2 separate regions of the Homo sapiens genome follow, and region 1 is linked to region 2. A link is a contact called in ENCODE Hi-C or POLR2A ChIA-PET data. All regions are on one chromosome and are shown on one strand. Each heading gives the region's core, a stretch centred on a gene start or an enhancer-like site at or near the end of the contact. The rest is flanking DNA. Distances are from core to core; before and after follow the strand shown. Region 1 overlaps DYRK1A (dual specificity tyrosine phosphorylation regulated kinase 1A). Region 2 holds the start of HLCS-AS1 (HLCS antisense RNA 1).

Region 1 (6,128 bases), core at 2,533-5,032, 500 kb before region 2:
TTTTCCCCAATAGATTTACTTTTCTAGTTATAAAGTTGAAACTTTTTTTAGGGAGAATAATACACATTCCCATGCATAACGGTGATATGCTAGGTGACAAAGAATCTGATGTTCTTTTTGGAATTTGCTGTGGATGATCTGAATGTGAATTGGCAAGAAAAAACTTTTTCACTTCTGGTACCTTTTTAGCTATGTATTATAACACCTATCATAACTAGTTAGTGACATTATCAGTTATTTAGTGAAAGTGAAGAAAGATTAAGCCACCAGTACAGGAGGACTGCTGGTAAACATGGTATATAAACGAGGTGTGCTTGCCACATGCTCATTGTCTCCTTTCTTAACTCGACTGCTGTGTATGAAATTCAGAATAAACCTAAGTTTAATTTCCTCCTGCAACACCAAAAAGTATTTAAGTTATCCATTCATTCATTCCTTTCCTATGATAAGATTCCAAGGGGACAAAACTAATATGCGTATTTCTAGTTAACCTGATTTCATAATTAAGCAAATTACCCATGTTTTTACTCTTAAGTTTCTATCTTCCTAAAATTTTAATGCAAATGTTAATGGAAAAAATGACTCAGTTCATCCTGTAACAGGGATGATCATATAAAGTATTATGCGGAACCATATGAAACTGCTGATAGATTTCTGACTACCCTTGGCTTACAAAAACAGTAATTTCATATGGTTCAACCTACTATCTACCGTATTATATAATCTTTATTCAACTCAGTATAATAATATCTTAGCTTAAGAATGTATCACAATACATGTTTTAACATCAGATAATGTTATAATTTAATGATGAACTTAACAAATAATTCAAAGCTATCTAAAATCATCATTTGGAGTGCAGTTCCAAAGTATTTTCAACTGCTGTCAAACAGTATGGAAAGCATGTTGGAGAAAATCATGCATGTGGAGTTCTGTCTTTACGTGCTTCTGAACTGTATGGATCATTTTTACCATGAGCATGTTTCTGTAACTTTGCTAAACTTGGGAAAAATTCAATATTTTACTAAAAGAAAAATGAAGCAGCTTTCTTACTTCAGCCACGTTACTATGTTCTAGCAAGGAACTATAATAACTAGAGACCATATTACCAGTATGGATCAGCACTGATTCTACAGAGAAATATTTCATAAACAACACATCTCAAAGACTGGGACATAAGATTCAAAAAGATAGTGGTAAACACAGAGGAAACAGCAAATACAAAAAGCATGAGAAAAGACCCTAAGTTTAAAAACAAAAAAGTAAAAATAACAAGTATCAGAAGCCATCATCTCTGATACATAACCCACACGTAGCTCTACTTGTAGATCTGAATGTTATTCTTACCTAACCTGAATTTCTTTGTTAGTAATGTGTTAACAGGGGACCATTCCTGTGACAGTATTAATTGATAGTAGATTTTAAAGAGAAACAGTTAAATCAAAGAACAATATTAAAGAACAAAAAGTAAATGAAAATAATTTAATTAAAACTATAGCATCTAAATGTGGAAACTTATGAGGCTGAGGTTCTAAGACAGAATCCACTAAGAAATGAGGAGGGCAACCAAGCTTATGTGGGCAAAAACCCACGAGGTCCCTAGCAACAAGGCACATCCAAAATGAATTGCACCTCTAATGATGGCCGGAAATAAAGGCACATGATTAAGAGGGTAAGTGAACGAAAGTCCATGAGTAAGCTTTGTTCACGATTTTATCATCAGCACCAAGAACAGTGCCTGGCACATGGCCTGCATTCAATAAATATCTGTGCAATAAAGGAATGAACTGAATCCATCAGGAATATTTAGACTGTGAAGAAATCATTGAGAGAGGGAGGGAGGGGACTGCACGGGAGGTAAGGATGAATGTAGTATTTTTTAAATGAGGGGTTCTTGAATCAAAAGCAGAGAAAAGTCTTATAGCACAGGCTACAGCTATTGCTCAGTCAACTGCTCTTACTCATTTTTATATCCCAAGCACACAGTGCAGTGCCTGGCTCCACAGAAGGTGTTAAATAAATATATATTAAAGTGAAAGTAAGCAATGACTGTGACTATGCAAAAAGTCTAATGATAAGGACTATTTAGTAACAGTGAGCCAATAAGAACAAATGAACTGCTTTCTTATTACCCTCTAGTGGCCAATATGTGTTACTACAGGATACACACACACACACACACACACACACACACGTGCCAACATTAAACACACACACACACACATGCACACACAAGCTTGTCAACCCACTAGCCAAAAGAGCATACTCAATTATCTAGAAACACAATGAAATTGCTCATATAAGACGTAAATAAAATCTCAGGTTTTTCAGCATGAAAGATTAACTGAATCTATATATTAAAATTGTTAGTAACAATGGGTTATGGATAAAAACATGTTACCCTTAGGAATTTGTATTATCAGATTTCCACTTATGACCTTTGTAGAGTACCTGGTACCAGACTCCCTCATTCATCATAAACAACTAAAGAACTAGTCAAAACATACGAAATAACCGTTTTCAAACACTGGACAACAGGCAGTGCAGAATCGTGATGACTGAAAAAAGAAATCACTCTTGGTGAGCCCTACAATCCCCCTGGTTTCCTATCTAGAGGCACTTTCCAGGGTACAATATAGGAAGGGGGAGCCCAAACAGAACACAGCAATCTCACTGTGCTGCAGAGACAGAAGGAAGAGTTCAAGGCCACTGAATTGGCTGGAATTTGTGCAGCAGGTAACAAAAAGAGAAGGAGCTCCATCAATCCGTACATAGGGTTCTCCTTGACTCTTTGGCCAAATGCTAAGCTGCACAAGCACTGGGAGAAGGACCATGAAGCCAGGCACAGAACAACTACCAGGGAACTGTGAACTGAATAACTACTAAAATTCACACAAGACTGTAAGACATTGAGTGTTCAAACAGGCTACAGTGGAGAAACCCACAGACATTCAACAGAGACCCCAGAAAATCCACATTTAGGGCTAGGGCTAATCCAGCCCTACAGTAAAGGCTGGCCCCTGTTCTAACAGAGACTGAAACAAACCTCAAAGGATCAAGATGGTCTGCAAGTGAATTAACAGCCTGCCAGGACGACATTCAACACTCTTTAAAGAGAACAACAAAATCCAAACACTCACGGGCCAGCATTCCTCATCCCCATAGCCAGCCCAATTCACTAGGCACAGCAAGAAGCAAGAAAATGTGGTCTGTATTCGGGAGGAAAAAATCCATTTAAGACTCAGAAATGACAGAAAGAGTGAAGTTAGCAGACCAAAACCACTATTATGAATGTTTTAAAATATAAAGGAAAACATGGACAAAATAAGGGAATAGTGAATCTTAATAGAGAAATAGAATCTACGAAAAGGAACTAAATGGAAATTCTAAAAATGAGAAACAAAATAACTCAAATGAAAAATTCACTGAACGGACCTAATAGCAGTTCAGACACCGCAGAAGAAAAGATAAGTGAATGGAAAAACAAAGCAATATAAATTAACCAAACTGAAAACAAGTTTAAAAAAAAAAAAAAAAGGAAAAAGTCACACAAAAATCACACTGAGGCAACTCAACCAAACTGCTGAAAACCAATGATGAAGAAAAAAATTGTAAAAGCAGCCAGAGACAAAAACACCTGTTTCCATATAGGGGAGTCACCACTTTCTCACCAGAAACCATGTGCACCGCCAGAAGAAAATAAAACATCTTTAAATGATGAAAATAAAAAAGACCTTTAACCTACAAATCTATATCCGGTGAGAACACCCTTCAAAAACGAAGGCAAAATACTTTTTCAGACCCATGAAAGTGAAAGAATTTGTCAACAGTAGATCCGCCCTCAAAAAATGTTCACACAAGTTCACAGAAGGAAAATGATTCCAGACAGAAACTGAGATTCACACAAAGGAATAAAGAGCACCAGAAATGTAAATATGTATGTAGATAAATATAAAAGACATTTTTTCTTAATATTTTTGAAAGCCAACTGACTGTTCAAAGCAAAAATAACATTGTGGAGTTTATTACATATAAATAAAACAATCACAGCACAAAGGACAGGAGAAATAAATGTAAGTATTCGGTTGGTGTAAAAGTAGTTGTGGTTTTGCCATTTTATTATAACTTAGATAATTTAAATAAATGTATAACTTAAATAAAATGAAATACTACCTATATTTGAAAATCAAAAATAATCATCTTAAAACTTTAAGACTAATATGCAGATGTGTGCTTTTCATTCATTCTGTATTTAACAAGCACGTATCATTTTTTAGGAACTGTACTATCCTCAACAACTAAATAACAGAAAATCTTACTTAACCCTACAGTAAAAGGGCCCTTACCACTCTTGATTACAAAAGGTAAGCCAAATTCTTACAGCTGAAATAGGAGGCCAAGGATTTATTTTTGGTAATACCATCTGGAAGACAGAAAAGATTAAAATAGTAATCCAACATATAGCTGCTGGATTCCATAAATTATCATATTGTACAGAGGATAACATATAATATGGGTAAATTTATATTTTCTTTAATATCCTAAAGTTATAAAATATTTTAAATAATAAGAATGAATAAAGCAGATAATACCACCTAGTACTAAGTTATTGGCAGTCATGAAAATTCCAGGTAGAGAAATAGTTTTTCTTGTAGTGCCCATAAATTTTAAATTAATAATCAGTAATGAAACCTATTTAAATTAAAATTCTTCCCTACTTAGTACAAAACAAGGTATTGAGCAGTCTTTGAGCCCTTAATTAAATCTAGGAATGAGCGTAGGGACGTTTGGAAACAAAAGACAGGTAAACAAAGACACGCAATGTCTCAAGACAAAGTCTGGAGGTGAAATTAAACCTTTTTAGACAAGTCCAACCACTTAATGAAAAGAATGAAGACCGGTGGTTCTCTAACTTTGACTGGAGGCTAGTGGCTAACAGTGGATTAGAGGCCAAAGTCTCCCTCATAGCGCAGTAACATTTCTGAGATGTGAACGCCGCAAGACTCCCCCACCCCTTTTGTTCGCTACTGCCTCCCCATGGCTTAAAACAGCAGAAGCTCTCTAAGTATCTGCTGCCTGACTTAATAATACAAAAAGAGCACAGACAAATCAATCTGCCATTAGGAGATTTTTAAAATGTCAACAGGAAACAAAAGATTCTCAACATGTTGCAATAAATAAAACATACAATCTGCCGAATTTTAGGTATTAACTGACAATTGATTTTAAATGACTGCAAAAAAAATCTTTTGAAACATTAAAAACTAACACTTTACCAAAAAAAAAAAATCCATGCTAAAGAAAGCAACAAATCTAACATAGCAACTGAAATAATGGTCGCTTATACAAAATACTCACAAACATGTTTAAGTTTGAGCAAATGCAATTTAAAAAGTTTATCTTCATGACTATGGCTGCAGGATCCTTCCTGACTTAATTGGCACTTGACCTAATGCTCCCAAATATTTATGAATATATATATTTTTAATTTGCATACAAGTATTCTCAAGCCCACTCACTCCAGTCCTTTGCGGGAAAAAAACGAAACTTATTTCTGATCAAAGTTTAATTTTAGATGACTCACTGGACAGCCCTGCAGAGACACAGAGAAGAATGCCTTTTAGGCTAGCAGAATCCATATAACAACACAAGAAACAACAAACCAGATGACAGCTGCTGAAGCAGCCCTGTCAGGCAGTATCATGTCTCAATACGAAAACAGAACGTTACATAGAAATCAGAATTTCAATTACATAAATTTCTTCCTAGCAGGGTATTAGAATAACATTATTTATTCAGCAGGTAACTAATCAGGCTAAACTGAAAACATGCCCCCTAAATAATTAAATAAACAAAATCTACCACCACTGTGAGACAGAAAGTACTTTCAAAAATCTACAAGATCTACACAGGACAGTGATGATTACTCCATCGGGCATCCAGGTTAGTAGCCCTAAAGAAAATGAACAAATATTTGGGGTCCTAATTAGACTGCTTATATAAATGCTAACCACTTATTTAATTAAAGGATTCATACTTTCACTGCAGTCATTCAGCCTTCAGTAAGTTTAACTTTCATAAATACATAAAGATTTCACAAGTTTTACAAAAATGGCTCAAGTCATTCC
Region 2 (5,930 bases), core at 802-3,301:
TGTTTTTCTTCTATTTCTGGTCCACAGAGATGCTTGCTTTTAAGCCCAGTTATTTCTTTTTGGATTTTCTCTCTTTTAAAAATCTATCGCTATATGCAAGGGGGAAAATATACTATGTTATCTAACCAAAAGTCTGAAGTTCTGGGAGTGGGTGTTCTATGCAGCTATATTAAAGCAGATGAACAAATGGCCAAGGTACTTTAAAAATCTATCTTTATGGCTAGGCGCCATGGCTCAAACTTGTAATCCCAGCACTTTGGGAGATCCAGGCAGGAGTTTGACTGCTCGAGACCAGGAGTTTGAGACCAGCCTGGGCGACACAGCGAGACCCTGTCTCTATGAAAAATAATTTCTAAAAAATTAGCTGGGCATGGTGGCCAGGAAGATCACTTCAGCTCAGAGTTCGAAGCTGCAGAGAGCTGTGATTATGCCACGGCACTCCAGCCTGGGCGACAGAACGAAACCTTGTCTCTTAAAAAAAATCTATCCTAGCTGGGCGCGGTGGTTCACGCCTGTAATCCCAGCACTTTGGGAGGCAGAGGCGGGTGGATCACCTGAGGTCAGGAGTTCGAGACCACCCTGGCCAACGTGGTGAAACCCTGTCTCTACTAAAAATACAAAAGTTAGCCAGGCATGGTGACGGGCACCTGTAATCCCAGCTACTCGGGAGGCTGAGGCAGGAGAATCGCTTGAACCCAGGAGGCAGAGCTTGCAGTGAGCCGAGATTGCACCACTGCACTCCAGCCTGGGTGACAGAGAGAGACTGTCTCAAAAACAAACAAACAAAAACTATCCTTAGATTAAGACATGGACGTGGTGTACATGATTGCTTTTGCTGCATCTTGCCACCTATTTTCAGCGAGGGCCAGAATAGGAAGCCACTGGATGGAATTCTTTGCTGTGCTTCGCAGCTGTTCAGAACACGTTCTTTACATAATGCCTTTTAAAGAAATGAGGTTCTATGGGAGAAGCCTCTGTGTCAGGACTAATTATGCTTCCCTTGGAGACAAGAACACCAAATCATGGTGATGTTTTCCTTTTCCCACTGGTGTTAGGATGCTTACAGTCAAACTGTTGACCCACATGTAGCAAGAACACCATAGGGAGCCTTCCTGGCACAGCCTTTTTAGAGGCAGCCTTCTTGGTGCTTATCTGTCTTCAATTTCTGTTTCCTGTCCTTATTTAAAAAAACATTATTGCATCCCGTGAATGTATGTGATTGACCTTAAAATCTTTTGCATGAAGGCTTAGTATAATTTAATAAAAACGGCCTTATCTTATTTTCCCAAGTCGACTGGGTAGCGGCTGTGGAGCGCTCTGGGACTCCCGGTGTGCTGCTGGTTAGTAAAGGTTGGCCTTGGCAGCTATGAACATAGGCAGAGCCCCCTCCTCAATCCGCCTCCCACCCCTCCAAGGAAGGGAGGCCGGACTTGGCTTAAACAGGTCGGGCAGCCACTGGAGCCTCCCCTCCCCCGCATCCACAACATACCCATCCCACTCCTCAGCCCTGGCGCGGCCCCGCACCCCGGCCTCCACTCCCTCGAGCCCCCTCTCCGGGTGCAGCCCCGGCGTCCCCTGACCCCGGTGCACACCCCCCGCCCCAGCGCTGCCCCTCGCCGCCGCCACCAGCCCTGGGCGCGGCCTCCGGAGCTCCCCATCACACAGCCGGGCGCGGCCTCACCCCCCCCCGCCCCTCCCGCCGCAGCCTCCAGTTGCCCGCGTCACCTTCCGGGTCCCCGCCTCCCCCGCCGTCCCCACCCCCGCGCCGCCTGGCCCGGGGGGGCGGCGCGGCCCTTCCGGCCGGGGCGGGGCCGGGCCTGGGGCGCTGGGGCGGGCGGGCAAGGCGGGCTCGCCCTGCCGGCGGCGCGGCCATGCTCATCACGCTGTGCTACCTGTACCTGTGGGCGCGCTGGGGTCGCCGGCCGGCTGAGCTCGTGCGCGCCACGGTGCGGCGGCTGCGTGCCTCGCGCTGTTCCTTCACCTTCTGCGGCGCGGCCGCGCAGCCCCCGGGCGCCCGCGTGTGCCTGAGCCGTGGCGGCCGCGTCTTCTGCGTCAGCGACAGCCAGGTGGGCGGGTCGGGCGGGCGGGCGACCCGGGCCCCGCGAGCCGGAAGTGCCCCCGTCCCTGCGCCTCGTCCCCGCCGGGAGCCCGGGAGTTCGGGAGCCCCGGAGTGGCGCCCTCAGTGCGGCCTGTGCGGCCCGGGAGGGGCTGTTGCCCCGGGGCCCAGAGAGAGGCCGGAGGTGCGGGACTCGGACCACGGACCCGGTCGCCTCTTCCCGGCCAGCCGGGCGGTGCTGGACGCGTGACTCTAGGCGCGCACCTGTGAGGACGTGAGCTGTGGATTGACAGCCGGACGCCAGCAGTGCCCACCTGGGGTCGCCCCCAACCTCCTCTCCCACACTTCGAGCCGGCGTTTGGGTGACCGTGAACCAGGAGAGACAGCTGTGGCGGGCCGGGAGCGGTGGCTTATGCCTGTAATCCCTGCACTCTGGGAGGCCTAGGAGGAAGGACAGCTTTGAGCCCAGGAGATGGAGACCAGCCTGGGCAACATAGCTAGACCCCTCTCTACAAAAAACAAAACAAAAAAAACACTTAGGTCGGCGTGGTGGCACGCGCCTGTAGTCCCAGCTACTCTGGAGGGTGAGGCGGGAGGGTCACTTGATCCCGGGAGGTTCACTTGAGCCCCGGAGTTTGAAGCTACAGTGAGCTATGATTGAGCCATTGCACTCCAGTCTGGGTGACAAAGCAAGACCCTGTCTTAAGAAAAAAAAAAAAAAATCCCAAACAAAAAACTCCCACCTGTGTCATCAGCTTTTTGTCAGATGTCCCCAAATTTACAAAAACTGCCCTTTTCCCTCTCCATCTTCTGTCAGTTGGTTGCATCATTCACCAACTTGGGCACCCGACTGATGGTCTTTGCGTCTTTTAAATTTCAGTTGACAGTCAGCCTTTGTTTTTTTTGACCCAGTGCTTAGGATGGTGGTTACGTGTTCAGCCCACTCTGTCACCTACCTTGTGACTTGGGCCAGTCAATTAATCTCTGTAAAAAGTCTGCTGCCTTGCTGTAAAGGGAACAATAGATCTTTCCATTCAGCTGTTTTTGGAAATGGGCTTAGCTTCACAGTGCAGTACTGCACAAAATTTCATGGACATCGGTAGCATTGTTCTCATTAATATTTAAACGTGTTTTGCTTTTAATCTGTTTCTTGTCCCTTTCCTCTGTTTTCTGGAATATTGCCTCACTTTTAGCACTAAAATGACGTTTTCTGCATATGTCACACCGTAAAGCCCCTGTGGGGAATTGAATCTTATCTCAGGTTTGAACATTGCCTGGAGGCTGTGCTTAGATATGGGTTGAAATTGTGCCACTAGCAAATAAAAAATACTCTTTCTTGTTAGTACCATATATGTATTATGTCACACTGAATATGAATGACTGTTTTCTCAGGTCCCCCAAGGTACTAGTTATGCAAATAACTAGTACCACCTCCACATAACTGACACTACCCAGACAAAAGGGGAAGAAGTTCATGCATTACATACAATGTATGGCTTAGAGCGTTGGGAATTAACCTGATTGAGAAAGATAACTCAATAAAATGGCAAAAAATTGAGGGGTGAGCTTTTTGTAGTAGTTTCCAAATTGGATCAATTACATTTAGGATTTAAGTCAGAATAGAAATTTTGGACATATAAAAACATGGAGATGGGAATGTCTGATTTTCTTGGACAGTTTTACTTTTGAACATTTTCATGACTCCGCTGGCCTTCTGTTAACTACACTAACCATAACTAGTGATTTTCAGCCCTTGCCTACCTGTGCAGGCCGGAGTAGGAGTGGCCTGGTGCTTTCATGGATTCTGTAACTCTGCTCTGTCACTCTGCACAGTAAGCTTTGCCTACAGATTTGGTTAGATATTGCTGCGTCATTTCCTAGTTTTCCAGACTAGATGGGATGGCCATGCTCTGCATCCCTGTAGCCTTTAAATCACAGTTCCTATTCTAGTTCGTATCTTTTTCTTATTAGGAAATGAGACTGTTTAGCATAGCAGCTTGACCTGAAATAGTAAATTTAATAGTTGTTGGGTTTAAGCTGTGATGTTGAAGGTCTACAGGTGGAAAGCTTGACCATTTATTTGTGGTTGGCTACTGTTATTTTGAGATTTAAAATATGATCAGGTTGATGATTTGGTGGATATCTCAGTCTGCTTGGGTCTACTTTTGAGGGATACCTCAGTCTACTTGGGCTGAAATAAGGACACACCTGAATCTCATGCCCATATGTTGAGATGGATCTCATTCTGTCACCCAGGCTGGAGTGCAGTGGCGCGATCTCCGCTCACTGCAATCTCCACCTCCCAGGTTCAAGTGATTCTCCTCCTTTGGCGTCCTGAGTAGCTGGGATTACAGGCATGAGCCACCACGCCTGGCTAATTTTTGTATTTTTAGTAGAGACAGGGTTTCACCAAAGTGTTGGCCAGGCTGGTCTCAAACTCCTGACCTCAGGTGATCCGCCCACCTTGGCCTCCCAAAGTGCTGGGATTACAGGTGTGAGCCACCAAGCCTGGCGTGTTCTCATATGTTATACACTTAAAATCAAATGCATGAATACTGAATATGTGTGTTTATAATTGAATGCCCTACAATCAATTGATAAGTTTAACCAAAGACAGTTTATACAAATTGGCAGTATCAAGCTTTTTGTCTGTTTAATGTACACATTCTATGCTTGGATAAAGTGGACATACTTTTTTTTTGAGATGGAGTTTTGCTCTTGTTGCCCAGGCTAGAGTGCAATGGCACGATCTCGGCTCCCCGCAACTTCTGCCTCCCGGGTTCAAATGATTCTCCTGCCTTAGCCTCCCGAGTAGCTGGGATTACAGGCATGCACCACCATGCCCGGCTAATTTTGTATTTTTAGTAGAGACAGGGTTTCTTCATGTTGGTCAGGCTGGTCTCCAATTCCCAACCTTAGGTGCCTCAGCCTCCCAAAGTGCTGGGATTACAGGCGTGAGCCACCGCGCCCGGCCTAAGTGGACATACTTTTTAACCACTATATTGATAATTATGTTTACTGAGGGAGGGGCAAATTCTCCCCTAAATTTTCATTCATTATTTAGTTCAATAGGTTTTTATCAAGCAGATTTGAACTGATATGCAGCACAGTGGAGCCTGCCTAGTTACCTTCGTTCTGGGTGATGGTGAAAGCCTCCTGCATACCCCGCTCAGATTTCATCTTTTTCTTCTCTGGCTATATCCTGTATGTGAAAGCCTTTTCAAATCAATTTGCTGTTTTTCTTAGAGAGATTTCAGGAAAGAAAACGAGAGATAACTGGGTATTTCTGATTTGCTAACCAATCTTGATTCTAATCTTCTTTTTGAAAAACTACAATCACTCCTGACTGGAGTTTACATTCCATTAAAGTATGTCTGATTGCGTCTGCATATGGTAAATGCCTTTCCCTGAAATAGCTTTTCTCTCTGGATTTAACTGCTGTGTGAGCATCCAGAGACTTGCACACTTCCCAGATCTCCGGGAGAGGAGCAGGGTTGATTTCACTATAAGGAAGGTGTAAAGAAAAACTGCCTGGTGCCCTGTGCTGTGATGGCTGTAGGGAATGAAGGAACAGCCCTTCAGGCTTCTGTGAGTAAGGAGCTTCTGTTGGTGGGTACGTACTTCTAGGCCTCCTCATCTTTTTTTTTTTTTTTTTTTTTTGAGATAGGGTCTCACTCTGTCACCCAAGGCTGGAGTGCAGTGGCATGATCTCATCTCACTGCAACCTCGGGCTCCCAGGCTCGAGTGATCCTCCCACCTCAGCCTCCTGAGTAGCTGGGACTACAGGCACCCACCCCCATGCCCAACTCATTTTTTTGGTATGTTTTTTGTAGAGATAAGGTTTCACCATGTTGGCCAGGGTGGTCTTGAACTC

Evidence for each region. A loop is a pair of places that touch in the nucleus more often than their neighbours do. ChIA-PET counts read pairs that join two places held with the same protein, here RNA polymerase II (POLR2A). Pooled maps may share reads with other maps.
Region 1: a pooled map shows a loop between it and region 2 (3-fold over the local background). The contact joins the enhancer-like site here to the promoter of HLCS-AS1 in region 2. A Hi-C loop is called at or near these places in 1 of 37 single-sample maps with no recorded cell type and 3 of 50 pooled maps. POLR2A ChIA-PET finds 5 or more read pairs at or near these places in 1 of 52 experiments (PC-9).

Annotation. Positions count from the first base shown.
Region 1 is chr21:37,459,270-37,465,397 of GRCh38, reverse strand. All of the region lies in intron 2 of DYRK1A (dual specificity tyrosine phosphorylation regulated kinase 1A), which reads right to left. Among named protein-coding and RNA genes, the nearest start is that of KCNJ6-AS1, 56 kb to the left of the region's middle. RefSeq lists a silencer at 2,090-2,139. Within about 2 kb of position 3,782, at least 6 of the 41 ENCODE cell types and tissues checked have a DNase peak (open chromatin) inside an H3K27ac peak, as active enhancers do.
Region 2 is chr21:36,962,580-36,968,509 of GRCh38, reverse strand. It overlaps HLCS-AS1 (HLCS antisense RNA 1), which reads right to left and starts at 2,051. Exons shown (of 4, transcript NR_186434.1): 1 at 1,899-2,051. HLCS (holocarboxylase synthetase) reads left to right here and starts at 1,841. Exons shown (of 11, transcript NM_001352514.2): 1 at 1,841-2,066. The coding sequence starts at 1,872. RefSeq lists silencers at 1,459-1,928, 1,999-2,328, 2,049-2,379 and an enhancer at 2,439-2,488.